2 separate regions of the Homo sapiens genome follow, and region 2 is linked to region 1. Evidence: chromatin loops called from intact Hi-C (ENCODE). Cell type or tissue: A673. All regions are shown on one strand. Each heading gives the region's core, and the rest is flanking DNA. Links, peaks and the distances in the headings are about the cores only.

What was found. Peaks named below come from ENCODE experiments on the same cell type or tissue, not always from the same donor. Only the 100,000 strongest peaks of a DNase experiment are listed, where the experiment ranks them.
Region 2: a loop joins it to region 1, with 2.0 times the contacts of the local background. A loop is called at or near these places in 2 of 110 quality-filtered maps.

Annotation. Positions count from the first base shown.
Region 1 is chr9:37,257,062-37,272,828 of GRCh38, reverse strand. The region is part of intron 2 of ZCCHC7 (zinc finger CCHC-type containing 7); the gene reads right to left. Among named protein-coding and RNA genes, the nearest start is that of LINC01627, 130 kb to the left of the region's middle. In A673, for the core only: a CTCF peak has its summit at 10,202 (motif pointing right); a DNase peak (open chromatin) is centred at 10,248.
Region 2 is chr9:37,141,996-37,157,762 of GRCh38, reverse strand. The region is part of intron 2 of ZCCHC7 (zinc finger CCHC-type containing 7); the gene reads right to left. Among named protein-coding and RNA genes, the nearest start is that of ZCCHC7, 29 kb to the right of the region's middle. RefSeq lists an enhancer at 7,489-7,990. In A673, for the core only: no CTCF peak of the experiment used is centred there; a DNase peak (open chromatin) is centred at 7,792; H3K27ac peaks cover 1,825 bases.

The DNA of each region.
Region 1 (15,767 bases), core at 8,814-11,313:
CAGTATAAAGGAAACCCTATGGGATGCAGAGTGCAGATAAGTTTAGAAGAATACGTACGGAATAGTGCTAATTAAGTCTGCAAATGTGCAAAATAATATTATACATACATGAATATACAGTAAAAGTATGAAGAACACGAGAGGGAAGACAAACTATACCGTTAAGAGAAGAGAAAAAATAAAAAGCAAAGAAGTGATTGATTTCCATAAATATTAGGGTGATGAATATTCACATATATATGAAAGAGGGGAGGAATGAAGTATGTGGTGGAGAAGGGATGTGCGTCAGCAGTACTGCCCAGGTCCTTTCTTTCTTTTTTTTTTTTTTTTTTTTTTTACCACACAGCTTTGAAACATGTAAAGGGTCCTATTTCTTGACCCGGGTGATGGTTACATAGGTGTTCAATTTATAATTTTTCTTACACGTTTTATGTATGTATTTTATACCAATTCCCCAACTCATAGGAATAATAAACATTAAATTCAACACACTTTACAGGGTAAGAGAAAGTTAACGTGAATGAGAAAAGATTAAAGAGCCAATTTATTGGCTACACAAAAAGATAAATCCCATTTACTGGTCAAATCACCAGGCCCAGCAGATATTTATGAAAGTAAAGGGATTATTCATGGAAATAAACTTTAATATTTCTGTTTCTTCTCCAGATCTTCTGATACAAAAAGGTATAGTAGATAAAATCATTAATGACACTTCCCCTCTGTATAATGTCTGTGTGTGTTCTTACTCATTCACTATTTTGGAAAACTTCAAACATATGAAAGTTGAAAAAATAGTATAATAAACTCCCAAAGTTCCAGCTTTAACAATTCTTAATTCACAGCCAATCTTATTTCATCTGTATCCCTACCCACTTACCCTTGTCCTCTACTGAACTATTGTTAAGCAAAACATTTTATCTGCAAAAATTTCAGCATGCTATGTCTAAAAGATAAATAATGGCCGGGCGCAGTGACTCACGCATATAATCCCAGCAATTTGGGAGGCTGAGGCGGGCAGATCACTTGGGGTCAGGAGTTTGAGACCAGCCTGGCCAACATGGTGAAACCTCGACTCTCCTAAAAATACAAAAATTAGCCAGGCATGTTGGCGCACCCCCACAGTCCCAGCTACTCAGGAGGCTGAGACATGAGAATTGCTTGAACCTGGAGGGCGGAGGTTGCAGTGAGCCGAGATTGTGCCACTGCACTCTAGCCTGGGCAACAGTGCAAGACTATGTCTCAACAAACAAACAAACAAATGATAAATAAGGACTCTTTTAAATGTAACCATAATACAATATCATATATTTAAAAACCAACAATAACTAATCAGATGTTCATCAGTGTTCAAATTTCTATAATTACCTGATAAATATATATGCTTTATAAGATCCCAAAAAGGTCCATTGTAATAAACTAAGTCCCTGAATCTGTAGTTTCCCCCTTCCATATTTCTTCCCTTCAGTCCACCTCCCTCTTTTCCATGCAATTATTTGTTAAAGAAATGAAGTGATATCCTGTAGAGTTTAACACATTCTGGATTTTGCTGATTGTATTTTCATGAGATAGTCTTTATATTTCCTATAAACTTGTAGTTGGATCTAGAAGCCTGATTATATGTAGATTAGATCATTTTTTAAATTTTGGAAAGAATACTTCTAGGTAAGCACTGTGTTCTCTGAAGTGGCACAATGTCAGGTGTCTCTTTTTGTCAAATAAGCAGCCATCGATAATTCTTTAAATCCATTATTTCATTAGGAGTTGCAAAATGTGGTGTTCAAACTATTCCTTTTTCATTTGTTGGCACCAATACTTCTCTCTAAAGGAAAACCTCCCCCTCATTCGGGTAACCAAACATTCTTTTTTTAGGTACCCTGAGGTAGAGTTCATATAATTGACACTATATATCAAGGGTTTCTTTTAAGAATTTGAGTTATACAGAAAGAGTCATCTCTGTTTCTTCAGAATGAACAGAAATGAAAGTAATGGCTCCTCCTCTTCTACTACTATTTTTTTTTTTTATTATTGCTGGAAACTACTTTCAATGATGGCCTCTTTAAAGAGGAGATTGTGGGAAAAGAAAAATTCTTATTTTGAAACATTAAAATTCCCTAGGAGGTCTTTTTCTTTTCTTTTTTTTTTTTTTGAGACAAAGTTTCGCTCTTGTTGCCCAGGCTGGAGTGCAGTGACGCGATCTTGGCTCACTGCAACCTCCACCTCCCAGGTTCAAGCGATTCTCCTGCCTCAGCCTCCCAAGTAGTTGGGATTACAGAAATGTGCCCAGCTAATTTTGTATTTTTAGTAGAGACAGGGTTTCACCATGTTGGCCAGGCTGGTTTTGAACCCCGGACTTCAGGTGATCCACCTGCCTCAGCCTCCCAAAGTGCTGTGATTACAGGCATGAGCCACCGCGCCCAGCCTCCTAGGAGGTCTTTTCAATGCTAAGACTTTATGTGTATGTAGTGTATCTGAGTCTTTTCACACGAAAATGCCAAGAACTTGACTCTGATAATATGTAGACATTCAGTATTGGGATATCTCAAGGCCCAATCCTAAGCTTGCTTTTCTATACCAGCACTGCCCAACAGAAATGTAATGCAAGCCACTAATGTGAGATTGGTAATTTTAAATTTTCTAGTAGTCACGTTAAACAAGTAAAATTAATTTTAATAATATATTTTATGTAGCACAATATAGCTAAAATATTTTAACATGTAATCAATGTAAAATATTATTAATAACATGCTTTACAGCCTTTTTTCAGTCTTTAGACTATAACACATCTCAATTCAGACCAGATACACACATAGCTAATGGCTACCAAATAAAACAACAAAGCCCTCTATTTTCCTCAGATAACTGAAACCCTAAGTTAGCCTGCCTATCTATGCTTGTGATTCACAGATATAAAACTCTTGACCTGACCACTCAAATTCAACTGGCCTAGGTGCCTCAAATGCACTTCCTAAAACTGGTCCCTTCTGAGTATTTCCTTAGCATACGCAGGGCACAATCAGAAATCTAGGAGTTGTTTTTCTCTTCCTCATCTCCCATAAATAGTTCCATACCAAGTTCTGTTGATTTTACTTTAAAAAATTATAATTCAGTTATAATCTTTCTTCACTGTCACCTCACTAACCTAAGATAACAACATTATCATATCATGCCTAGAACTTCTTTTGTTTTTTTTTTTTTTTTTTTTTTTTTTTTGAGACAGAGTCTCACTCTGTTGCTCAGGTTGGAATGCAGTGGTACAATCATGGCTTACTGCAGTCTCGATCTCCCCAGTTCAAGCGATCCTCCTGCCTCAGCCTCCCTGGTAGCTGGGACTATAGGCACGCACTGCAACACTCAGTTAATTTTTAAAATTTTTAGTAGAGATGAGATCTCACTACGTTGCCCAGGCTAAACTCCTGGGCTCAAGTGATCCTCCTGCCTCAGCCTCCCAGTAGCCTCTTAACTGGTATTTCTGCAGGTACTACAGGCCCTCTCACCATTCTCTTTTCTGAAGCATAGCTATCTTTTAACAATGGAAATCTGCTCCTATAACCCCTGCTTCATATACTTCATTAGCAACTGCTCTAAAAATAACGTTCAAAACCTTAACATGGCCTACAATGCCTGAAATTTCTGATCTTTACTTACTCTTCCAGCCTCATCTTGCCCTACATGCTCTCTCTCACACTCTTTCAAGCCACAATGGCCTACCTTCAGGACAGCAAGCAAATAATTCATCCCTTCTAGTAGATAGGGTGCACATGTTATTTCCTTGGATCAAAACACTCTTTGCCTCACCATTTCGACTAGTTAATTCTTTTGGATTTCAGCTTAAACGTCACCATAAAAGCCTTCCTTGGCCTCCATACTACGTTAGAATATTATACACTCTCATACTACTGTTTTATCTTTCCCTTATAGCAGTCTGGGTCACTTCTTATCCCTAACATAGCATACAGTAGTATTCAATACATTTGTTGAAAGACCACATGAATAGAGTAGTGAAGGTGATGGCACCCTATTCAGAATTAAATGCCAGAATTGACAACAATAAAGTTTCACAGCTGAGAACAGCATTAGCCCCTCGGAAAGAGTAGAAATTTTGCGGCCGGGCGCGGTGGCTCACGCCTGTAATCCCAGCACTTTGGGAGGCCGAGGTGGGCGGATCACAAGTTCAGGAGATCGAGACCATCCTGGCTAACACGGTGAAACCCCGTCTCTACTAAAAATACAAAAAATTAGCTGGGCATGGTGGCGGGCGCCTGTAGTCCCAGCTACTTGGGAGGCTGAGGCAGGAGAATGGTGTGAACTTGGGATGTGGAGCTTGAAGTGAGCCCAGATCGCGCCACTGCACTCCAGCCTGGGCAACAGAGCGAGACTCTGTCTCAAAAAAAAAAATAGAAATTTTGCTTATTTTTTTTTTTTTCTGTGAGGACAGGGCTCAAGAGTACATTCATGACTTTTGAAGTTTACTACTTTGTTTCTTTGCAAATAAACACCTGATAGGTCTGGAACTTCTGCAAACCTTATTGGCCAGGTAGAGAAATCTGGTAGTGAGTAAAATCTAATTATCTTATAATAGTAGTTGGTTTTGAGAGCACATTAGAGATACCAAGAGCTTTCACAAAAAATTCACACAGAATTTGTTTTGTATTAGGCTCTGTGTTAAGCACTGTGGGGAACAAAAAATCTGAAACACAGTCCCTGCTCTGAGGAACTTCCAATCAAGTTAGTGATGGTACTTGAATGGCATTATAAGAAATGCTAATAGGGCTTAGAGAAAGAGAATCTTGGGTTGATGTGATCACAGAGGAAATCTTCAACTTCAAGAAAATGCAGGCTGGGCCCAATGGCTCACACCTGTAATCTCAGGTCAAGGTGAGAGGATCCCTCGAGCCCAGGAGTTCAAGACCAGGCTGGGCAACATGGTGCGACCCTGTCTCTATAAAAAATGAAAAAATTAGGCCGGGCGCGGTGGCTCACGCCTGTAATCTCAGCACTCTGGGAGGCCGAGGCGGGTGGATCACAAGGTCAGGAGATCGAGACCATCCTGGCTAACACGGTGAAACCCCATCTCTACTAAAAATACAAAAAATTAGCCAGGCGTGGTGGCAGGCACCTGTAGTCCCAGCTACTCGGGAGGCTGAGGCAGGAGACTGGCGTGAAGCTGGGAGGCGGAGCTTGCAGTGAGCCGAGATCATGCCACGGCACTCCAGCCTGGGTGACAGAGCGAGACTCTGTCTCAAAAAAAAAAAAAAAAAAAAAGAAAAAATTAGCCGTGCATGGTAGTCCCAGCTACCCAGGAGGCTGAGGTGGGAGGATCACTTGAGCTTGGGAGGTCGAGGTCGAGGCTGAAGTGAGCTGTGATCATGCCACTTCATTCCAGGCTAAGAGACAGAGCAAGGCCCTGTTCTTCTCCCCTGTCTCCCCCCCACCACCAAATGGGAGACAGAGATGCAATTTCATTAATAGAAATCATAAATATAAAAAGAGAAGAACACTTTCAGCAAGAGGGAATGCTAAATACAAGCGACAGAGAATTCTGTTCTAGGGCTGAGTATACTGTTTTGGCTAGTAAACTAAGAAGATTCATCTCACCTTAATCCTTAGTTCTGTCTCTAAGGATCAAAACAGGTCATCAGAATAGAGAATCAAAGACTTTTTATATTATACTAATTATCTTAGCCAAGAAATGATGAGGATTAATAAACTTTGCAACCCATCTTCCAAAGCCTTTGAAACTGGGCCTGAATGGATAAATTAATTGTACAGGCATATCCCACAGACTGTATTCCGGATAGTATACCTCTCTCTCTCTCAATATAACATTTTTTTGACCATTTATACAGAAAAACTTAAATTTATTTCCCAAAAATTCAGTATGCATGGGAAAAGTCTCAAGTTATCTTCCAAATAACACTGGTATAACATATACATCACTGTTAGACTTTGTTTTTTGAGACAGAGTCTTGCTCCATTGCCCAGGCTGGAGTGCAGTGATGCAATCATTGCTCACTACAGCCTTGATCATCCCGGCTCAAGCTATCCTCCAACCTTAGCCCCCCAAGTAGCTAAGATTACAGGTGTGTACCACTATACCTGGTTAATTTTTCTGTTTTTTGTAGAGATGGAGTCTTGCTATATTGCCTAGGCTGGTCTCAAACTCCTGGGCTCAGGTGATCCTCCCACCTCAGCCTCCCAAAGTACTGGGATTACAAGCATGAGCCACCATGCCAAGCTGGTAGACATTTTTAAAACTGAGTCTAGTGCCAACATGCTTAGCATCATAAAGAGACAATTAAAAATTAATAACAGGAGTGTAAAGCTCTATTTTTATATATTTTTAAAGCTGTATTTTAAAATGTTTTACCCTAAAGCATTAACTACTTTCCCTGATGATTTATCAAATCCTGTCAAGAACTTTATAGCTCTTTACACATCCCTAAATTTAAAAAAACAAATAAATTTACAGTTGTACTATGAGCTCCTCTGAGTTTCATAGTTTTGTCTGTAATAGTTCATTCTTCCTTTGCCCATTTTGGCCATACCATCATTTCTTGATACCTAAGTGGCATGGTGTGCAGAATCTTCTTTAATATGGTAACTAAACTTTACATATTAAGCATTTGCATTTGGGAAGGTCATTCTGTTTTTTTGGATGAACTATATAAATGAAGTAGGTTAAATCATTTTAGTTTAAAAAAGGAATTAAAGTGTTGTTTTTACCATATTGATACAGTAAATACAGTTCCTACTCTTTTCTTTCTATGTCTGACCTTAAAGAAGAAGTAGAAGTGGCATTATGCTAAGATCTTGAGGAAGAAGTAGGAATTCAACATGCAGGGATTTGGGGAGGGGATGAAGGAAGAGAAGATGGGTATCACAAAGACAGAGACTGATTTGAGGATGAGAAAAGAGGTAGTGAAGTATCAAAGCCTGAACCATCCAGTTTGGCTCATGTGAAGGAGTGCTATGGCATACAGCCTGAAAAAAACAGACTAGGGCCAACACTGAGGGGTGTCAATTCTAGGCTAAACACACTATCCTCAATTTTAAAGGCAATAGGATACCTTTGAAAAAGGAAAATGGTCGCTGGAAAACAGAAAGCCATGATGAGACCTCTATTTTAGGAAGATCAGTCCAACAGCAATATGGAAGAAATTTAGAGAAGCAACGAGATGACAGATTATGTTTTGGTAAGAGATAAGGGTTTCAACTACAGTGGTAGCATGAGGACAGAAAAAGATGCAAATACTACTTAAGTAGAACAAACAGTATTTGGCCACTTTCAGAGAAACATAAACAAGACTTGGATAATATAATTTCAATCAAAACAAGCTAAAATCAGAAACTATTAAATAAAAACATGGCTAGAAACAAGTTGGTTGAACTGGATTGGGGATGGGAGGAATGACGAACTTTCTTTCGTGATCTCTGACAGTGTCTCCAATTCGCTGATCCTAGGAAGTAAGAAAGAATCCCTTTACTAGGAATCCTAGGATCCTAGGAAGTAAAGAATACCTTTCATCCTGTAAGGTATTTAAACTGGAACGTGATTTAAACTGGAACGTCTACTTACTTTTATTTAAACTGAAAGCATGAAAAAGGAGAAGGCAAATGTAAAAGGATTCATTCCCATAATGTAAAAAATGAATCATGTGCTTCTTGATCCTGTCTGCTGAAAGATTCCTTTCTCAAAGAGTATTACCTAGGGAAGAGATTCATAATTGCTAAATGGATAGATGTAGTTCTTAACCAGGAGGAAGAACATCTGTTTTCTCTCCTGATGGGATACAGGTTTCCTAGGCTACAAAATTTATCATCTACCCTACACTGCCACACACATACATAAATTCAGAAATACAGACTGAAATGCAAGAACACATAGATAAAAGCTTGTTTTTTCACAAGCTAACTCCTAAACATTAGAAGGGCCTGCTCTTACACTTCAAACATATAGCTTTTAACAACTCATTTTACAGGAAATTTTTACTTCTCTGATGAGAGTTCAGGTTTAACTGCTATGGAGAGGACTAGAGAAAACAGCATACAGAAGGTTGCCTAAGCAATATAAAGTGAGGCATATAAAAAGATCTGGTTACTGCTTGTAATTTATGGTGCTAGCTCTGTACTTAGGAGGAAATATATCCAAAACCAATTATGTATCAAGAAAACTCGTAAAATAAAATAATATATTAAATGCCTACTTTTCTAGTCCTCTGCAATCTGAAGTTAAGTTAGGAAGCCACAATTTAATGAGGCAACAAATATTTAACTATTTAAATTCTGCTGTGGTGTGTTCACAATACACAATAAAAAAGGCAGTGGGATACATAAAAGTTACACAATTCTCTGCCCTCCACAAAAAAAAAGACTATTTAAAATATCTTCATCAGTACACAGGTTTGATACATTAATGTAATTGGTTGATTATGAGAAGAAAAATCAAGTATTCCATTAAGTCTGGTTTAACAGACACTGTAATACCTTTTTCCGTTTTGGGAATGTCATATATTTTTAAAAAATTAAACGCATTTTATTTTATAAGTACTATTTACATTTGTATGCCATTTATTGGCTTACAAAATGCATTTTAATATTCTTATTAATGTTTAATTTTCACAAGCATCCATTGTAGGAATATTACCTCCACATTATAAAGGAGAAGTGGGCAAGTCTGTCACACAACTAGTAAATGACAGCAAGGATTCAAAATCAGGTCTTGAAAGGTTTAAACAATCTCAACACCAAAGACAAGCAAAGAGATAGTATTAGTTTAAGATCTTAGAAATGTAATGCATATATCAAATTAAAGACTCTTGGGCACTCGTTTATCCATGATCACCAAGTTCAGGAAAGGTCTTGGCTGGAGGAAGAAGTGGCACACGCCCTGACCTTGTTGTAAATAACTTCTTTCTACAATTTGGATGTGATTTTCATGTTTTCTACGTTTAGAAGTTACTCTTAATAATTTGCTTCATAAGTAATTTTAAAGTATTGATTAGGGTTTTAAAATCTATCAAAACTGAATTGATTGGCTGGGTTTTCTGTCTTAACTTGAAAAAGGAAAAGAAATTCTAGCTAACTCAAGAAGAAATTTCCATGTATCCAAAACTTTGCACCCCTTCTGCAAACGTATGTGTGTAGTGTACAATGAAATTTGCCACGTGAAAAATAATTACATAAAATTGTCTAAAAGGTAAAATGACTAATAAATGAAAAGGCCTGATGTCTTCTAGTCTTTTGTTCTTAACTGTAGGATTTTAAAGAGGATATGCAATATTAGTATGCTTCCTTAGTAAATAATGAGTTATACTGAGTTACTACAATATATATGAACTTTAGAAACAACATGTCATAAAAAGTTTTCTAGGAATCTTAATAGAAATAGCAACTAGTAGCAAGGTACAAATATAAATGGGAAATACGATAAAAACCACAGGTTTTTTTTTCATTCCTTCCATTTTAAAAATACAAAATATAAGGGTATATAGAAAATGTAAGAGTATATACAAAATATAAGGTATATAATAGGAAAAGGCTGGGATAAACTGCTACTTTCAACAAGAAAGTAAGATTCTAAAATTCTGGTATTAAAGTTTTGTTAAGCACCATAACTGATGCGAATCCCATAGGTCCCCAAGTCTAGAGTCTAAAATAAGGATGGGCTTATAAGAAATAGGAATTGAAGAATAGAGAATTAAAAAAATAAAAACATAAGCACTGGTTTTAAGAAGAATCACCAGTAAACTCATGTACAACATGAATTATTAACAGTAGAGAAAATCTGATGCTCATTTTTAAGAAAATATGTAACAAAAAATCTTCTATGAAAAGAACATCTTGGGTAATCCACTTATTTAAGACAGTTCTGAAAATCTCTTTTTCCCAAAGTGGATAGACAAACTAAGAAACATCTTCTAAGTAAATCTCAAGAATTTAGTAAACAAGGGTGGCACAAAATTTGTCCATTAAGACTGAAGTAATGGGGCAAAAATCTCAGGTGGATAGAATGCCTACAAGAACGTGGGAGAAAAAAGATGACCCATCTTTTCTGTCAACAATGTCTTTTAAGACATGAAAAGTAAGGAGCTACAGCAGAGCTTTATACTACAGTGTCACAAAATAATGTTAAGATCAAAGATGATTAAAACATCCATTTATTTGGCAAAATGTATGATTTTCCCTGGTATCCACCGGGAGTTCTGGAAGGCATAGATGACCAGGAGAGGGCAGCTCACCACTGCAGCTGTGAGTAAACTGTGAAGACGCGAATCCCTTTCTTTGCAAACAAGGGGACACTATACTTGTATATTTCCCATAGTCAACTAATAAAGAAGATACTGCCATTAAGAAATCAAAACCACACATGAAGTATAATAGTATAAGTTATTGCAACAAGTAACTAGTAAGAAAAATTATTGATAAGTAAATTAGAGTTCATAAAACAAGATGATGCTAAAGTTCCTGCCCCCTCAGATAAACTGAATATATAGCTAGCAACTATAGTCATTATGACTATGTTTACTATCTTTTTATACTTCAGTGTACTTTCTGTAAATAACTACTTTCTTAGAGTTTATCTAAAAAAATCTCTTTACCAAAAAAAAAAAAATCACCTTTTTCTACCAACCAAGTTCAAAATTCGGCACACTTTCTCTTGGATCATGTGTAACTCTGAAATATGTTCTACTTATGATCTGTATGTTGCTAGCAAAAACATACAGATTGCTATTGTCAACCACAATCCAATGGAGCTGCTTTGTTATCATCAAAAGTATAAAAATGGGAACTTTTCTACAATGAGGAGACTCTAGACTGACATAATTTCTTCCTTATAGGCTGAAATCTTTCACGCAATGAGTGTGCGGATAAAACAATTTAAGCACCCAGAATCATAGTTCTCATTTACTAAGACCTCTGGTTCCTATTAACACAAGACTCAGAAGACAAATTACTAGATTACAAATCTCAAAATTTATTTTCATCAGTATATTACTTGCTGCTTAGATGTTTACCTTGACTAAAATTAGGAGAAAAAAACTGAAAAAGAACAAAAGCAATACTGATTACATAAATGGTTAAAAGGTAATTGCTTAATTACGGAATTTCACTTCCTTGTGAGTTTTTCATTTGAAGTTTAAAGTAGTACTTCCAAGCCTTTTTCATGTCACAGTGTTCAAGGAAAGGTGTTTATAGAGCACATTAGGGCAAATGGAGCAGGGCACCTTCAGACAACTGACCCAGAAGCTCCTGCCAGGCCACCCTGAGAACACAAGGAATCAGTATCTTGCTCACCACAACTTATTTTTGCAATAGATGTGGCACATCAGTTAGGAAGTGATAATGTAAATATCTTTGGCCAAGGTTAAGAGGATAAGAGGAGGATCAAACAGTAACTCCAATTCTAGTTCATTGAAGACAGCATTTTACAGCATAGAAATGCTGTGGGAAGCAAAGAAGTGGCTGAGTGCAATCTGGGGTCTGTGTGTTGACTTTGACGTCTTTACCTTTCATATACATTGCTTGTTTCAACTCTTGTCCATTTTACAGAGGACAAAAGACATTTAGTTAGAGAAACTTCCTCTAAAAAAAATCTGTTGACGTCTTAAAGAAGAAAAAAATGACAAATGAGGCTATGAGACATTTTTCTTGATTTTCTTCTTTAAAAATGTCTCTCACATAGGTACAAGATTACAAGATTAAGGGGGACATATATGGTATCAACAACCACCAAAACTCTGGTTATCGGCATTGATAAACAGTAGGCCATCCATATCAAGCAGCCAGTGGTGAGAGCTAAATAATAATCTATGATCCCTTTCCTTCAACCAAAAAACAAACGAACAAACAAAAAAAGATCAGAAATAATAAAAATCCAAGTGGTAATTAAAAGAAAGATATAGAATAAAACACAGCAAACTAAATCAACAAGAGTATTTTGATAGAGCAGTTTGTCTGAACTCCATTTCAAAAGCCTTCCTCTTAGAACCCCAGTCAGATTCAATAGCTACAGTCCTGGCTGCCAGGGAGTTCAGCTTCCATAAGGCTCCTAGAGGAGTATCAAGTCTTACTAAGAAGGTAGCATGTTTTAAAACAAACTCACTGAATACCTGCATGAAAACTACCATGTCTCTGCCCCTAACAACTATATAGGTCCCATTAAGGTCAAATAGTTCATCTTAGGGAAGTCCTGAACAGAGCAATTTAAAGGCAGTTTAGTAGTCTTAGTACTTCGGCAATATAAATGGGCAGAGTAAGCTTACCAGGTATGTAACTTGTGCAGTCACACATGGGCTTGCTCTCAAAAGGGGCCTCTATTTAGTTGAACGGTCCTTTGTCGCCATCTTGAACTTGTTAATGACTTTGAACTTGTACTTTGTAGATGAAGACCAGTGGGACAATGGAGCACAGAACAGAGGAAATATGTCAAGTGTCAGCATATGCACTAAGCAGCTGGACTGGCTGCCTGGGCCCAAATGTGAATACCTGGGACAGACGTGGACAACACAGGGCACTCAAGGCAGTGGCCAGGACTGAGCCCAGATTGGCAATGGCAATGATGGCAGCAGCCCCATGAAAGAGCGGCTCAGCACTGGGGATATACAGTGGAAAGCCAAAGTACTCCTCTTCCTGGAACCTATCCTAACAGTATATGCGCAAATATTAACTCTCCAGCCTAAGGACCAGGACAGGAAGTGTTGGTGCTCAGAGAGTAAAACCTTTGTCAGCATATTATTGCAAAGTATCCAAGTCATGGCACCAAAAATATATCAGAATTCATCAAGGCATTTATAATCTCCAGTTTTATAAACCACTGCAACATTGCAAACCAAATAGCAATAGCTTTAGAAAGAGAAATTGAATATAAAGATTGTCACATTTGGTTGAAAAGAACAATATTTTTGTATGAGAACCAACTGTTTTAATGAAGAACCAACTGTTAATGAGAAGGATTATTTTAAATTTAATGTTTCCATATCTTCATACCTGAAGATATGAGGTAGGATGCACAAACAGACATTCTGAATTATATACAAGTCATGAAGTCATTTGGTTTCTTGGAAGTTGTACAACTTCCAAGTTACAAGAAATAGCAGAAAGAATATTTAAATACCCCTGTATAAATCTACACTTAGAATTAAATCTATACACAGAACTGATTTGTAGAGTTAAAGCTTTTAGAAAAATTGTTCTAAAAATTAGCTCTAGATGTTCTAAATTTAGATTTTGAAATAATTTATCAGAAATTTATCCTAATGTTGTCACAGCCTATAAAATGTTCTTAACAGTGGCATCAGTACAAGGCCTGTCCTCAAAATCAAAAATTATCAAAAAATATTTGTAATCTTGCATTTGCCAAACATAATTGACATTACTTCCAATTATATAAATTAAAAATGAAACTTTATAAAAGTATAAATTTTGATGACTAAAATGAATTTGCAGAAAAAAGAGCCAGAAAGTCATGATTAATCAAGATTTCACAGTGATAAGGTATTATTTATTTACTATCTTTTATAAAAGCATGATACCCACAAACATAATTTTGAATTTGTGTTTACTTATTTATTGCTATTAACTCTACCATGTTTTTCTTCCCAAAGGAAAAAAGCTTTAAACATTAGCACTCTTAACTGTACTTTTCCCCTTGCTTTTTGAACAAAGGCCTGCATTTCATTTTCATTCACACTGTATCCCACAAATTGTATAACCAGCCCCGACCATTAGACGCTAACCCAAGTTTTTTTTGTTTTGTTTTTCATTTTTTCTGCTACATGTTATAATAATCCAAGTTTCTTTTCGATGCTTGCCTATTGTCTTACAAAACTCCTCTGCTTCCTGAAAGCCAACCTTAAACAGCCATCCATGCCCTACCTGTTTTGTCCTTAATTATTTTTCTGGCCACTTTTCTTTAACTTCTGTGCTACAATCCTACAATCCTGATCTTAAAAGCCTGGGTTTTTAAATATCTATTTTTTGCTTTTCTCTCCAATTCCTCCAATTTGTTACTAAAATATTGACAATTAAGCCCTCAGAACAAACTTTTTTTTTTTTTTTTTTTTTTTTTTTTAAGAGACAGGATCTCGCTCTCTCACCCAGGCTAAAGTGCAGTGGCACGAACAATCACGGCTCACTGCAGCCTCAACCTCACAGGCTCAAGCGATCCTCCCACCTCAGCCTCCCAAGGAGCTAGCTGGGACTACCGGCATGTGCCACGCCAATTTTTGTATTTTTTGTAGAGCTGGGTCCCACCATGTTGCCCAGGTTGCTCTCGATCTCCTAGGCTGAAGTAATCTGCCCGCCTCAGCCTCCCAAAGAGCTAGGATTACAGGCATGAGCCACAGCATCTGGCTCCTTAGAATAATTTTTAACTAATTTCTGTTTATTCCCTGTATTCATCCAGTCACTAAATCTTATCAGATCTCCTTTGATATGCCTCTTGAATCTGTGTATTAACCCCATGCTGACTGTGATCATCCTGGACAGGATCCTGGAAACCTACTGTGAGGAGATATCTTATCTCACATGTTCTCTTTAAAGCAACTCATTTGATCCTTGTCAAACCCCTGTAAGACAGGGAGAGGAGGCGCTGATGTAAAAATGGTCCTATTTTATAACTGGAGAAATTGAGGAACAGAGACATAAAGGATAGTGCTCAAAGTCATGATAAAAGCAAACTGCTCAAGGGGGGTATGATGAGATATCCTCCATTGCCCAGCGATATCTATTCTCCTGAGTCCTTTAATTTGCAATAAAGCTTTCCTCAGATCAATTTCTCATCCAGGGCTTTTATACTTATGAACTAGAATACAAAGTATAGTTCCTAATCTTACAATTTTAGGACCAGCTATACCCCTTGCCCTAATAAGATTTTAATCTCTGTGTTGCTATAAATACCTGAGGCTGTGAAATTTATAAAGAAAAGAGGGTTTATTTGGTTCACTCTTCAGCAGGCTATATACAAAAGAAGCATGGCACCAGCATCTGCTTAGCTTCTAGTGAGGGCTCAGGAAACTTAGAATCATGGCAGAAGGCAAAGGGCGAGCAGGCGAGTCACACAGTGAGAGAGAGCTTAGCAGTTTTCAAATTTTTAAGTCTCAGGATCCCTTTATATTCTTAAAAATTGAGAGCCTCAAAGAGCCTTTGTTTATTTGGTCTGTTACTATTAGTATCTCCCATACTAGACATTAAAACTAAAAAAAAAAAAATTAAATAGTTCTCCACTAATTTAAAAATAAAAAATAAATAAAAGTGAAACTTCTATGAAAAATCTATTTTCCGAAATGAGAAGAGTGGCATTGTTTTGTATTTTCAAATGTCTTTCCATATCTGGCTTACTAGAAAATAGTTGAGTTGTCATATCTGGCTCTGTATTTAATCTGCTGTGATATGTTGTTTTGACTGAAGTATGTTCTGGGAAACCAGAATATGCTACCCCAAAATAGGAAGGATTGTTCTACTGAAGGTAGTTTTGAAGGAGCAGATGCAAGAAACCTCTCTGCCTTCCACTTGCCTAAATCAAGACATAGATTTGCAAAGACAAAAGGTATCCTGCCCACCTCTCTACTAGGAGAAACAAAGGTTAACCACTGAAGACAACTTTAGCCTGGAAAAGAATCTGTGTTAATAAGCTTCACCAACTAGCCTCTACCCGCCATATTGATTTGCCCTTCCAAAATTTACTACGGCTACAGATTCAAAGTCCTTTTCCTCAGTCTTGTATTCTCTAAAAACTTACTGTTCTTTGTTGAAAATGCTCTATTCAA
Region 2 (15,767 bases), core at 6,365-8,864, 110 kb after region 1:
TCTAACAACAGGTGTGAGGTGATACCTCATTGTGGTTTGATTTGCATTTCCCTGAAAAGTGATATTGAGCACCTTTTCACATATCTGTTAGTTATTTGTATGCCTTTGGAAAAATGCCTGTTCAGGTCCATTACCCCATTTTTTAATTGGGTTACTTGGTTTGCTACAAATATGTATTATGAGTTCCTTATACATTTTAGATATTAGTCCCCTATCAGATACGTGGGTTATAAATATTTTCTCTCATTCTGTAGGTTAACTTCTTTTTTTTGAGACAAGGTCTCACTCTGTCACCCAGGCTGCAGTGCAGTGGCACAATCATGGCTCACTATAGCCTTGACCTCCTGGGCTCAAGGGAATCTGCCTGCCTCAGTTTCCCCAAGTAGCTGGGACTACAGGCAAGCACCACACCTGGATAATTTTCTTTTTTTAGAGACAGGGTCTCATTACGTTGCCCAGGCTAGTTTCAAACGCCTGGGCTCAAGTCATCCTCCCTCCTTATCTTCCCATGTGCTGGCACTACAGGACTGAGCCACAGCACCCGGCCGCCTTTTTTTTTTTTTTTCAACTAAGTTTGTGATGGTGAAGAATACAATGACTACTAGTACAGACTGGTGTCACAGCACTGATTCATGCTGAGGCATCAGCAGTTTTACCCATCATGTGGTTTTCTGTTTTCATTGTTTTGGTGTTTGCTTCCACATTATCAGTACAAACACTAAAACAATGATAACAGAAAACCACATCTTACTATGATGAAAATAGTTTTGACCTTATAGGATCAACAGGTTATATTTGTGAAACACTACACTGTACTATGCTACCAACTCCTTGCATCAGGAAGTTAATTTACTTATTAAAATACCTAGCTACAATAAGGTGTTAATATTGAATGAATGAATGTTTTAACATAAGAACATTGGTAACAAGGGTAAATAAATATCAACTAACTTAGAGGCTAAAGAAAGTGATAGCATTACTATTTTAACAAATGCAGAGACAATAGATGACAAAGTCGTATCTATCTGAACATTCCCATTAACCATCTAAAAAGCTCACAAACTTTCAGTTACCAGAATAACAGAGTTTGGCTTATAACATAAATGTGGGTATCTTTTTAACGATGATTTATTTTATAAAGAATTTAATAGTTTCAGCCAAAAGTCAAAAACATTTATACAAAGAATTTTTGACCTCTTTTATAGCCATTTGGGCTATCCTGCTATGAAAAGAATTTAAAAACCGTTTTACTCCATTCAGAGAATCCAGTCAAACATTTACTGACAACCGCCATATACAGGGCACTCTATTATATGCTGTGGCGTTTACGGGAAAAGATAAAATATGATCTCTCCCTTTGGGAACTTACACATAGATCATGAAACGAGTTGAAAAACAGCTAAAACAACCTTTTAATAGCAACATATTAAACCATAATGGCCATTAAAAAAGAAATGTGATATCTAATGTCAATTCACGCATCTGGAGAAAATTCATGAAAATGGCTTAAATCAAAGAAAACAGAAATTTAATTCAAATAAATGTTCACAAAAATGTGGCCTTACTAACGAAAAAGGGAAACAAACTCAAACCATAACTTAAACCAAAGAAATCTATCAAGAAATCTAAGAATGAAACCTATCTGATCCCAATGTTTAGCTTACTGAGATTTTTGGCAAAAGCAAAAATAAAAAATAACAGCTAACACACATGAACTAACATGGCCAAGCTGCCAAAAAGGAGAGTGTAAGCATAGGAACGCTGGGGTCACTTTGCTACAGATGGATGGTAGACCAGGTGGTGATATCCTTGACAGGTCAGGAACTCTAGTCTTATTTACCTTTGTAGGTTTATCTAGTGCTTAACAAGAAAAACACTCAATAAATATTTATGAAGTGATGAGGCATCTACAATGCACAACAGAGAGGGCCAAAACAGAATGTTCCTTGTACTCACACCCTTAACCATTACCGGCTGCTAAGATATCTGTACTACTTAAAGAGAACAAAGGCTTAGTGTATTTTAGGTAAGATGAATAGGACTCTGAAATTTGGAGACATTTACAAGGCTATTATCTGAGAACAAGAAACTTTCAAAATTAAAGAACTCTGTAAGATTCAATTTCTCAGAACACCAATGGCCAGTTTACGAAGATTGAATGTTCTTAGTCAACAGCATGAGATATCTAATCACTGGACTTAAATGTAAAAGTATTTATATGAAAGAATTATTTTAAAGAAAGAATTAGAATTCAAAACCATTTACTAGAATATATTTAATTAAAAAATTATTGTCAAATGTAATATTAAAAGCACAACTACTACATATTAATAATATCAATTTGGTTGACTTGGTTATTACTAAGTGAATTATTTAAATGTCATCTTAATTGCCGTTTTTTTTTTTTGAGACGGAGTCTCGCTCTGTCACCAGGCTGGATGGAGTGCAGTGGTGGCTCACTGAAACCTCTGCCTCCCGGGTTCACACCATTCTCCCGCCTCAGCCTCCCGAGTAGCCGGGACTACGTGCGCCCACCACCACGCCCGGCTAATTTTTTTGTATTTTTAGTAGAGACAGGGTTTCACTGTGTTAGCCAGGATGGTCTCGATCTCCTGACCTCATGATCCGCCCGCCTTGGCCTCCCAAAGTGCTGGGATTACAGGTGTGAGCCACTACACCCCGCCCGCCATCTTTAAATGTCTTCCAATAACCAGTGTAGCCAGAACACCCACAAATGTGGAAACAGAATATTAAATGCAATGAGGTTTGTCTTCAAATTATGTAAATTTCATGTTTTCCAAAATCCAAACATATTGCACTGATTTTCTAAAACATCTAAATTCTCTATACTTTAATAAAAATCTGAAGAAGTTAAAAGTCAAAATGCATTAAGATGATTTTACTAAATATTATCATCATTCACTTTCACTTTTAAACAATCCAACTGAGATCAGGACTCTCTAATTAACGACCGGGTGCAGTGGCTCACACCTGTAATCCCAGCATTGGGGAGGCAGAGGCAGATAGATGGCTTGAGCCTAGGAGTTCAAGACAAGCCTGGGCAACATGGCAAAACCTCGTCCCTATTTAAAAAAAAAACAAAAAACAGAAAAATCACCCAGGCATGGTGGTGTGCACCCTTAGTCCCAGCCTCTTGGGGGATAAGGTGAGAGGATTTCTTAAGCCCAGGAGGTCGGGGCTATAGTGAGCTGTGATGGCACCCCTGCACTCCAACCTAGGTGACGAAGTGACACTGTCTCAAAAAAAGCCAACAAAAAAGAATCTCTAATTAACTGATAGAGTAAATGCAATTAATGACACAGAATTCTAAACAAGCTTATATTTATACAATATTCTTGCCTACATGACACCTTGATATTCAAACAGTTCATCTCTCAAAATGGGTTAGCAATAATACAGTCAATGCAAGATGGTGGTTAAGTTCATCACATGCATTATTTCATTTCATACTCACAAACCCCAAGGTAAGCACTGTTATTTTCATTACAGGTAATAAAGAAGGAAAGAAGAGTTGACACCCCTCCACTCTCAAGAGTAATCAAGATCCCCAAAGAGCCAGGCGGAGTGGCTCATCCTGTAATTCCAGCTACTTTGGGAGGCTGAGGCGGGAGGACACTTGAGGCCAGGAGTTCTAGACCAGCCTGGGCAACAGAGTGAGACCTCATCTCTACAAAAAATCAAAAAATTAGTTGGGCATGATGGTGCATGCCTGTGGTCTCATCTACTTGGGAGGCTGAGGTGTGAGGATCACTTAGAACTTGAAGATTGAGGCTGCAATGAACCGTGATTGTACCACTGCACTCTAGCCTGGATGACAGAGCAAGACCTTGTCTCCAAAAGCAAACAAAAATTACCTATGATTTGACTCAATCCATTGAGTCAAACTATATTAAGACAAACACTGAGCACCCAGATTTTGGTTTCTAATATCATTCTCCAATTAAAGAAACCAGGACTCCTTTCAGAAATAGCTGATTCTAGGTCTGGGGAAAGAAAGAAACAAGATGAGCGGTAGCATCTTGCAGTGCCAGGAAGTAACGAAGTGCTTTAAAAAAGAAAAGAAACACTGATGACCAATATTATTGCTCCACTATCTGATGTTTAAAAAAAAAAGAAAGAAAGAAAGAAAGGCCAGGTGCAGTGGCTCATACCTTAATCCCAACATTTTGGGAGGCCGAGGCAGGAGAATCACTTGAGCTTAGGAGTTCGAGACCAGCCTGGGAAACAGAGTGAACCCTGACCCTAAAAAATAACCACAAATAATAACAACAGGCAGGGTGTGGTGGCTCACACCTGTAATCCCAGCACTTTGGTAGGCTGAGACTGGCGGATCACCTGAGGTTGGGAGTTCGAGACCAGCCTGGCCAACATGGTGAAACCCTGTGTCTACTAAAAATACCAAAATTAGCCAGGCATGGTGGCGGGCACCTATGATCCCAGCTACTTGGGAGGCTGAGGCAGGAGAATTGCTTGAACCTGGGAGGCGGAGGTTGCAGTGAACCGAGATCACACCAGTGCACTCCAGCCTGGGCAAAAGAGCAAGACTCCATCTCTAAATCAATCAATCAATCAATCAATCAATAATAATAGTAAATAAAAATAAAATTTTAAAAAATAAAATTAAGGAAAAAAGATAGGAGTATATTAAAGAAACATAGGAGCCAACTGAAAGCACTCCCAAAGGTCAAAGCTAGAACAATTTAAGCAACACAATAAAGTACTATTAAATTATAACCCAAAATGTAAAGTAAATATCCACAAGTTGATACAAATAAGAATGAATGAATGGGCAAGAACAGACAAATCACCCATAGGAAGAATTCCAAATAATTTTTATAGATATTTCACCCTCAAGAAGGTAGAGCATAACACTCTCTTCCTTAAGTATGGGCTGTGTATAGTGACTTCCTTCCAAAGAATACTGTTTGGGAAGAAGGGGGGAAAAAAGAATACCTTCACAGTAGAGAAACCAGACAAACACGACCTCAGCAAGGTAATCAAGGCTAACATCAATGACAAATCATGCTGATAGCATTTTATACTTGATGTGATAAGAATGCTACTTTATTTCTGTCTTCCTCCCAAAACCCATACATGCAGTCTAATGATAATAAAAACATCAAACAAATCCTAATTTGGGGACATTCTATAAAATACCTAACATTCCTCAAAACTGACATGGTCATCAAAAAAAAGGAAAGTCTGAGAAACTGCCACAGCCAAGAGAAGCCTAAGGAGACATGACAACTAAATGTAATGTGGTGTCCTGAACAGGATCCTAGAAAAGAAAAAGAACATTAGGTAAAAACTAAAGAAATCTGAATAATGTATGGACTTTAGTTAATAAGTCGTTAATATTGATGCATTAATTTTGACAAATGTAGCCAATTAATATAAGATGCTACTAATGGGAAAAACTGAATACAGGGCACATGACAACTCCCTGCACTATCTTTGCAATTTTTCTGTAAACCAATTTTTCTAAAATTAAAAAAAAAAACAAAAAACAGCAAACAAAACACAAATGAAGAAAGGGGGAAGTTCAAGTTTATTTTCCTACCTAATTCAAAGCAAGTTATTTAATTTTCTATAGCTATTTGGAAATCTTTCTTTAGAGCACTCCAGGGAGAGAAATTCTTTCAATCTCTTTCTACTACATACTACCATTACTGTTAGTCTGCCCTTACTGAAGCCCAGGTTGCCAGATCAGATTAGAAAACTGTTGGTCTCAATTCATTTTTTTAAAAGGAGGAAGATTTATGAGACTTTTTACTTTGTGTGAGGAAATACAATGCCAAAATAAAGAACTGCTAATGTAGCACTGAGCTACCAGAAAGTATACTAAGAAACAACCCACAGGATCTAAGTTTACATTCAGAGCTCAAAAAAGCCTCAACATCATCTTAGAGTCGAAGAAAAAAGATTTTTTTTTTCTTTGAGATGGAGTCTCACCCTGTTGTCCAGGCTGGAGTGCAGTGGCACAATCTCGGCTCACTGCAACCTCCGCCTCCCAGGTTCAAGTGATTCTCCTGCCCCAGGCTCCCAAGTAGCTGAGATTACAGGTGTGCACCACCACGTCAGGCTAATTTTTGTATTTTTAGTAGAAACAGGGTTTCACCATGTTTGCCAGGCTGGTCTCAAGCTCCTGACCTCAGGTGATCCACCTGCCTCAGGCTCCCAAAGTGCTGGAATTACAGGCGTGAGCCACCACACCCAGCCAGAAAAAGAATTTGTTACAGATTTAACATATGAAGATGATTTTATAATTGTTCATACAACCTAAGTAGCTAAGTCAAAAAGTAAAATAAAAGCTACCCTTTCCAGTGTCAGCTTTAATGTCTAAAAAACTCAAAGTAAAATGAAGTATACAGAATGATCGTTTTATATACAGAAAAGGTTTACTCTCACTGAGAAAGACTTGAAGGATTCTAGCAATTTCTTTCTGACTTCAAATGGAAAAAAGAAATAGATAAATCGGTCGGGCACGGTGGCTCACGCCTGTAATCCCAGCACTTTGGGAGGCCGAGGCGGGTGGATCACGAGGTCAGGAGATCGAGACTATCCTGGCTAACACGGTGAAACCCCGTCTCTGCTAAAAATACAAAAAAAATTAGCCGGGCGTGGTGGCAGGCGCCTGTAGTCCCAGCTACTCGGGAGGCTTAGGCAGGAGAATGGCGTAAACCCGGGAGGCGGAGCTTGCAGTGAGCTGAGATGGCTCCACTGCACTCCAGCCAGAGCAACAGAGCAAGACTCCGTCTCAAAAAAAAAAAAAAAACAAAAAAACCCCACAGAAATAGAAAAGTTATATCTCTATAAATTCCAATGCTACAGAGATTCACAGAAAACACCTGCTCAGAAAAACTGTAACTTTCTAACCTGGAAAAATATCTTCTCAAGCACAGCATATTTTGTAATATTTTACATTATTTATTACAATATTCTGTAATTTTAAAAACTCATAAAACAAACTTCATAGACATTAATTATTACTCATTAAATATGAGCTTTATAGTGTTTGTTATTGTTAAAAAACTTAAGAGGACATTTTGGCTGAACCCTTCTTTCCATGCTACACCCCTCTAGAAAAGATTTACATTTATATGTGATGCAATGCCTTCTGGGTGTTATTTTAATGTGTGATGCAAAAATATGCTTTTCTGTTCCTGTACTGAGACATAGCTGTTTCTGGCTCACATTTATTATGTGCCCTCTTCTGTGATACAATCTGACTGACCTGCAGAATACATCAAGGGCAATCACTGTCACCATAGAAAAGAACAATGGGTTAAAACAATATCCTTAGAGCAGAACTGGAATTACTATTTAAATGAAATTTCAGATTTAATATATCCAAACACTTTAAGTTAAATGCAAAAATTATGTGCTTCCACATATATATAGTTAGAGCTGATTTTGTTTACTGGTCCTCAAAATATTTGGAACCTTGTTTGACTTTCTATATTAAACCTTACGGATTCAACATCTAGAAGATCAATGAGAAAGTAAAATACTGTGGTGTACAGGTGTCCTAAAGCTCTTGTCTGTTCCTATTCCTTTCCTCTCTAACTCCCTTCTCCAACCTGATTAAAAACCTAAAAAGAGCCCAACAGAGAATCCCATGGCCACATACTGAGCATCATTGTAGTCCTAGTGATCCTCCTTTCCTTAGGAGCATTCATTTCTAAAACCTTAATGACACTCTGTCACATTCTTGTGAAAAGGAGATGAAAAACTGCCATTAAAGGCTGTGTTCATTATAATCAGTGACTTCTTAAAAATGTTTGCGTCAAGCAGTGATGTATCTTTGGGATTTCTTTCAGAGTTTGACTCTTTTAGCAGCGTCTTGATTTTTCAGGGAATTTCTGTGCACAGGAAATGAGAAATGCTTGTAATTGCTCAAAACAAAAGAGAACATGGCAACACTGCATTTATGTGTTTCCCATTTTTATTTAAAGTCTGTCAAAGCAACTTACATAGACTTTTATATAAAGGCAAGCTGACACATGAACTATTAAGAACCTCAAACAGTAATAAAATATTATCCTAAAGTAGCATATATTACATGCGAAACACTATAATAAGAATCTACAGATGAACTAGAATCATTCTATTCTATGTATAATGTGAGCAAATGTCACCTAATTTTCTCTCTGTAATCAAAATAGTCTTTTTCCCCAGTAAGAATAGTAATTCCTAGGAATTCCTCATCTTAAAAGCCTGGAGAGACTTCAAAAAATGTCTAAGGAATTGAAAGCCATGATCTAATTCTTACTTTGATCAGTTTTGTTTGTTGGGGACAGGGGGGTATTTTTTTCTGCTAAAAAAAAATAAGTGGGAAAGGAAAATATTGTTCAGTGATGTTCCCCCAAAAGTGTACAATGTTTGGGATATTCAATACAGATATTCTTAAATCTATCGTGATGAATTCACCCAATGTGAAGCCCAAATTTCTTTGGAAACACCGAACTATAAATTAAAGAGTACTTATTTATTCCTTATGAGTTTCTCCCAATTTATGGAACAAAATTCTATACCATACTGTACAAGATAATCTATGTTTAATTAACTTTAATGAAATTAAGCTATTACAAAACTATAAGCAGAAATTAACATTGGGACCACAGAAGTAATCAATTACACAAAAGCTTTGACTACTGTATAGGACACTATAGAGTAGGTTGTAACACAAACCACTTTAACGGGTCTAGTTTATGTTCAGAATGTATTTAGAACTTTTACCCTCTATTTAATAAACTCACAGTTCATTACCATTTAAAATCAAACAAACTGTGCCCATTCAGCAGCACTGCCACCAACTTAACTCCTAAATAGTGGTAACTGACAGTGAACTCTCCACTACCTTGCTGAATTGCCTTACCTCCTGAAAAAAATTTGCTACTTACATTTCTAGGCCACCTACTTTCTGCCACCAATTAGAATGTAGTTTAGACAGTGCAAAGTAACATGAAATGAGCCTAAGCCTTTGTTTCTCAAACTTAGAAAATATATAAACCCCTTAAAAAAAAAGTTCTCTTGAACATCATATCTGTCCAAAAATCCCAATGAGAAACACTGACTTAAGAAACTGAAGTCTCATCCTATAACAAATGTCTTTCATCTATGAGTTATCACTGCAAAGTGTTACCTTTATAACAGGTACGATCACTTTTTAACATCAAAATAAAAATACAAATTTAAGAAATAATTTAAGAACTAAAAAACCTTTCCCTACAAATGGACCCTAGGAGAATGAGGAACTCAGTCTAAGAAAAACCGACCTAATTCAAAATAGAATTTTAAAAGTCTGTTGTTCCTCTAAACATGATATATCCTTATCTCCCCTGACACACACCTCTACCCCTCATGAAAGCAGTATCTTTCCTCTCCTGCACCCCATGACTCTATTATGCCACTCACCTCTTACCTCTTCTATTAAGCCATAGGATCCGTGGGGTCAGGGTCTATACCTGATTCATCTTTGTAAGTACCAGCACATCTTGCACAGTGATTCACAAAAGGCCCTAGTTATTGTTGGCTAAATGAATACATATCAAATATATATTTTTGGCTATTATTTGCTGTCTCTGATTATCTATGCCTTTGTTCCCAATCAGTATCACAGAAAACCAAAAGCTTACAAATCTTTCAATTCAATGTCTACAATATACCTATAAAGTTAAAACAACAATAATACTGACAGATGCAAGTATAGATTCTTTTTTCTTCCTCAACATGAAAAAACAATTACTGACAGGATACCAGGTAAAAGTCAGCAAAAAATACAGGAATAGACATCATTATCACCAGTGCTCTTACAGAGCATCTTTATAAAATGGAGGCAAAAACTCCCTTTCAATCAACCTCCAATATGTTATAATGTAGATTTTTTTAAAAATGCAATGCTAATAAAAATTAGTTGATAAGTATTTTTCATTCAAAAGCCACAAATGTTTGATCTGCATTAAAAAGCTATTAAAAAATCAATTCTAACTTACAATTTACTCAAATACCAGTGGTTTCTTAGATGCTAATAATAAAGCACTATATGAGCTATTACTTTTATTCCTAATATGATTGACATATCTTTTATGAAAGAAAGTCATGTGCACTGCAGGAAATTTAAAAGCCCAAAATGTTAAAGCTCTGAATATAAAATTTAACTAGCAGACTGACTGAAATACTAGATCTCTATTTTTATTCTATTCACTCTTCACTCACCTTCCATTTATTTTCTTGGGATTTGTTTTTTCCCCCCACTCTTATTTTTAATTTTATGGAATAATAAGATACACCCACCTATAGCTCTACATCAGCCAATATTAGACACTTTCAAAACAGCTTGCTTGCTTTATCTCTCTTTCTGTATTTGCTAGGTATTACCTGGTTAGACAGAAAAACAAAGCATTAAATGAAAGTGGTTTTTATGGGACAAAATGTTTTTCCATTACATTACAATGTCTATTATCCTAGTGGTCTTAAAATGAAACTATATTATATTCCTAAACTTCCCTTCAACTGTTTTTGAAGTAGCATAATTTGGAGGTGTTTGGGTAGAAATTATCGGGGCTAACTTTTTAATATTGCAATTATTTATTAAATTGATATATATAATTCAATTGTTTACAACAGTTACTATCATATGAAAGATACTATAGAAACAGAAGTCCTAATGAATTATCTTTGGGATAGCCTGGTCTTCACCTATACTTACTACTGTTATTTGAATGTTAATTTCTGGACCTACTCTATTAGATAGCTAAAGTTAATTAATTCAACTTTAAGTTAAGAGAGAAGATACAAATAGTTGATGTTATTCCCTATGTTTTTAAAATATAAGGTCAATCAATATAAGTACCCACAAATTTTAAATTATTTAAATTATATGAGCATCTGACACTGAGGCAGATTTTCAACTTAACATCTATTTACTTCTTTCAGCTTCCACTGAAGTCAAACACCAAGTAATGAGAAGAGAAACAAAATTTTTAAATCTGTCCTTATCATATTACAAGCACATTAAAGACTTCTCTCTTATTTTCCAAAGAGCTTGAGAAAATGTTGAGCAGCAAAAACTGCATTATTCTCTCAAAAGAAACTACTTTCCTTTTTGATAAACAGTAAACCACATGAGGAAGTTACCACTGAATTACTTCCTGTTACTTGAAAATGTTCTAACTAATACAGCTACCACACGTTTTTAGTTTTTAAAACGAGGGTGGGATAAGTAAAGGGAGGCTTAATTATTAGACAATAATAAAGCAGGCCTAATTTACCATATGGCCAAGACAGCCATTTTTCATTTGGAGGATCTAAGTCCTTTTCAAATTATAATGAAAGAAAAATGTAGAACAATCAAACATGCAGACTTTGTAGAAAAGTGTTTCCTCAGAAAATTGGATACACAAATATCAGAAAGCAAGGGCCATCCATTCATTATGCCTGAAACCAAAGGAGGAAAAAAGCCTACATACAGAATCTGTAAGCTTCATAACTATTGGGATCGTCAAATTTTTAATATTCAATTCCATAATAAATTATTCTAGGTACCAAAAAACTACAGCAGTAAGCAAAGGACTTAATACAATGATATAATCTAAATAAGGTAAATAAGGTACACCAAAAACTCTGAGATAAATGAAGCAACTCTCGAAGAATGAGTTAAAATAGTAATCGCACTTGCTTAAATTAGTATTTATCATTTCTAATGTTTAAAATAAATAAAATACCAAGTCTGAATCAGCCTACAGGTATATTCACTTAAAGATGAATGAATGTGAAAATGTGTGTTCTACACACTTCAACAAGATATAAGACCTACTGTCCAAGATAATTATCCACTAGCAAAATAATTCCTATTTTAATTTTGGGTTATATTCCTTGCTTTTAACAGATCAGCATCTCCAATTCAATTTATAGGAACAATTTTTGTTCAAAATTTAACTGAGGCATCTCAATCTATTAAACGAGGAATATTACTCAATTGAACACTGATTTTAATAAGAATTTTTTTAAGTTAAGGATCTAAAGCAACTACCAATCTAATAAGTAGTTTTAAAAGTTGGGTATGCTCCTATTTTCTGAACTCAAGCAAGTTTGCATTTTTACTTATTTATAATAGCATAAAGAATCAACTTTTAGGCTGCCTCCTTTTCAATTAAGGCTTGTTTACACCTGACAACTATCTTTATCCCAGAACTCTAATGTTCTGCTTTTAATAGCTCAATCTATGTTTCTATCCTAGAAACTGAAAAGGTTTTTTAATTTTGGAGCTTTTTGGTATGTGCCCCTTCTGAACGATAATTACATATTCACAGCAAACTAAATACAATCTTAAGAAGTATGTACAAGAATCTGAAGTAGACTTCTAGAAACATAAAAGTATTATTTGATATAATAAAGACAGTCTGTTTTTCAGATTAAAAAAATACAACAGGAAAAGGAAAATTTTAAACAATTTACTTAATTTTGCCAATTTTCAACATGGTCCCTTTTTTAATCAAGGTCTACATATTTGAAAAGTTGACTATTAAAATTCTTAATGAATTTAAAAGTACTGCTGTTAAAACTTCCCTTTAGCCCATTCAGCCCCTTAACTAATCAAACAAAGAAACAAATATTACAAGACGAAGGCTGACAAAAAATCATAATGAACCTCTCAGATGAGAAACTAATTGGTACTAAGTACACAATGGCTTACATTTAATCCTGTTAATAACCACACAAAAAAAGAAATGAAAGACTCACTTTTCAGTCATCTCTCTGGACCACTGGGCTAAAATAACAGCATGACTAAATCTGACATTGACCCCGTGGCCCTGCTAGGAGTTAAAAGAATTCCTTTGAGTCTTCTGAGGCCTGTTTTCAACTGCTCCAGAAGGGGTGGGCTAGGCATACACACTTGTTAGCCTTCTTTACAGTAACAGGTCAAATTAGAAATGGTCATATACACTGTAATATACACTAGCTCTTACTTTAGACTTGAAGTCTGTACCTTACAACAAAAGTACAAGAAAGAACAATAAAATAGTAACACCTGGATGATAGAATGTCATAGATGGATCATATATAACTGGAAAGGTGAGAACGTATCAAGGCAGTAACACATTCCTGAAAGGAAATTTATAAAACAATAAGAATATTATCTAAATCAACAAGACTGAAATTGAGACAAAGTACCAAGATGGATCACTAAACTTTAAAAAAGAAAAATATCATGTATAAATTTTTCTAGATTTATCACAAAAGAGTTTTCAGCAAGCTTACTAAATTAAAATACATTAAATTATTTTGTGAAGTTTTGCAAGCTTTTGTGACATGAACCCACAAATAACATATGATGTTAGGATGATATAAATCTGCCTGAAAGCAGTTACTTGTTCCCTTTCATCCCTTTTCAAAATACAACTTATGATTTTCAACAAAGAAGATATTAGCATTCACACCTTCCTCTGTAACTAGTGATTGAAAATAATTATGGATATGGATTTACTATACTTGACCAGATTTCTCTCATTCTTGTATTAGTACTTTTAAATTAAGTATATTTTCTTAAATAAAATAAAATGCTAGGCCTTACTCTTATTTCACAAAGTCTAATCACTGAAAATGTAAGTAAGCCAATCACTAGCATATTTTATGTATTTCCCTTAAGTTCTTTCAATTTAAAGTATGGCTCCCGTTAATTTACGTCAACATTTAAAATTAAAAAGTCTAAATTTTCTGAATACTGAAAGCCAACAGATGTCCTTACAAGAAATAAAATTATTACACACCAAGGATATTTTAATTCTAAACTGTCTGCCGCAAAATATCAAAATTAATTTCACATAATTTAATTTCTGTACTCATAATCCTTTTATAATTTTTAGTTTACATATTAATAAAATCAAAATATCATAATCAAAAAATTACTTCACTGAACACATAACTTAATTGAACATTAGCAATCAGCCTCGAGGCACTCTTTTCTTAATTTGTAAGGGCTTAAATTTAGGATAAAAATAAGAGTTAAAATTTTAATATTTATCATAACAAAATTTTGTGAAATCTGTCAAATTTGAAGTAATCTCTTAGAAAAAAAGAGTTCAAGCACTCTACGTTTTGAAAATCTGTAATGGCATAGATATTTCCACCTGTTAGGTGGCGGCATTTTGGGTAGGGGGTTTTCTTTCCCAATTCTCATTCTGTTCTCACCTCCTATTTTCTTTCATACACAGAATATTATTTTTCAGGAACTACGAACTATCTACTAGAACACCGAGACATAAAGGCAATCAGCAATATGAGAATTACAAAATATTTCACAAACAAATCCCAATTTAAAACTCTAATGCAGAGCCTACTTTTCTGAACAGAAAACGCTAAAGCTAAAACAGTTTCCACGCAACACAATGTAATTTTACCATCATTGGCTTACCTTCATAGCATTTTTTGGCCTAAAAAAATCATGAATAAAAGTATTTCGATCATACTTCAATAGTTACCATACAGGTTTAGCCATTCAGTTTTAAAAGAATCTTCCACCCACTGCCAAAAGAAAAAAGGAAGAGGAAGAACAAAAAAGAAATCCTACAAAACGAGAGTTTCAAATAAAGACTGGAAAAGGCATCAAGCAATCATGACCTTTAAAAAAAAAATTGTCTGACAATTGTCTGTGAAGTTTTTTTAACAGCATAAAAGCACTTCACCAGTTTCTTCTTTCCTTAATAAATTTCAAGTTCGGCTCTACAGTGTTCTCCTAGTAAGGCCACACACAATAAAACCCAGGCACTGAGCTTTAAGAATTAATAACATTTTCCACGAACATTTGCTAGTAAAACATGCTAACAGAATTAATTCCTTGTTATTTTTAAAGCTGTATACTTCTGTTGGACCACTTTTATATCACAGGTTATACCTTGATTTGATGTGCTGAATACTAGAAATATATTTTAGGTTATTCAAGTTTCTCAATAATTACATATGAATATCAATTATAAAATTACAATACACCTTTTAAAATACTTTAAAAGGAGGAATAGTTTTACAAACTCATGAAGCCTATATAACTATAATCAAAGACTAGAAATTCAAAAGATTATTTTAATTGGCATGGACAAACAACAGCTAATTAGACTATCAGGATACATTTTCTTCTTAGTTTGAAACTCACTGATTTAAAAGAAATTGCTTTTTGAGAAGTCATTTGATAGAAATCAAAATGTGAAGCACAGTAACTAGAAAATAATAGCAAAAATAAAGAAAACAAAATTCAATGATGCTATTTATTTCTTGGTAATTACAAATTCTATAAATCAGTTTCATATTCTAAGAGCACTACATCCACAAGAAAAAACCTGTAATTAACAGACACAGAAAGAAGGCTTGCCCTTACCCCAATTCCCAAAGTCCTTAACAGATATGCAGAAAGAGCATTTTAGACACCTCACAACCATGAGGTACAATCAAAGGAAAAAAATCTAAAATTATTAATTATCAAAATTACTCTTTTCCCTATGTATCAACATTACAAGGTTTTTTTTAGCCTATTTACAGTATATCATAACATCATTTTTCCTGATTAGGAAATTATTAGAATTTTTTAAATGGTAAAAAGGATCTCTTTATTATTTTATGTTAATTTAGCAAATACAAAATTCAGTTAAATGTTACTGTATGACACCAGCCTCACAAAACAACTGTAAAACAGAAGTAGCTTTGATCACAATAATTTGATATTTTAAAGCCTGTGAATATTAATGAAAAAA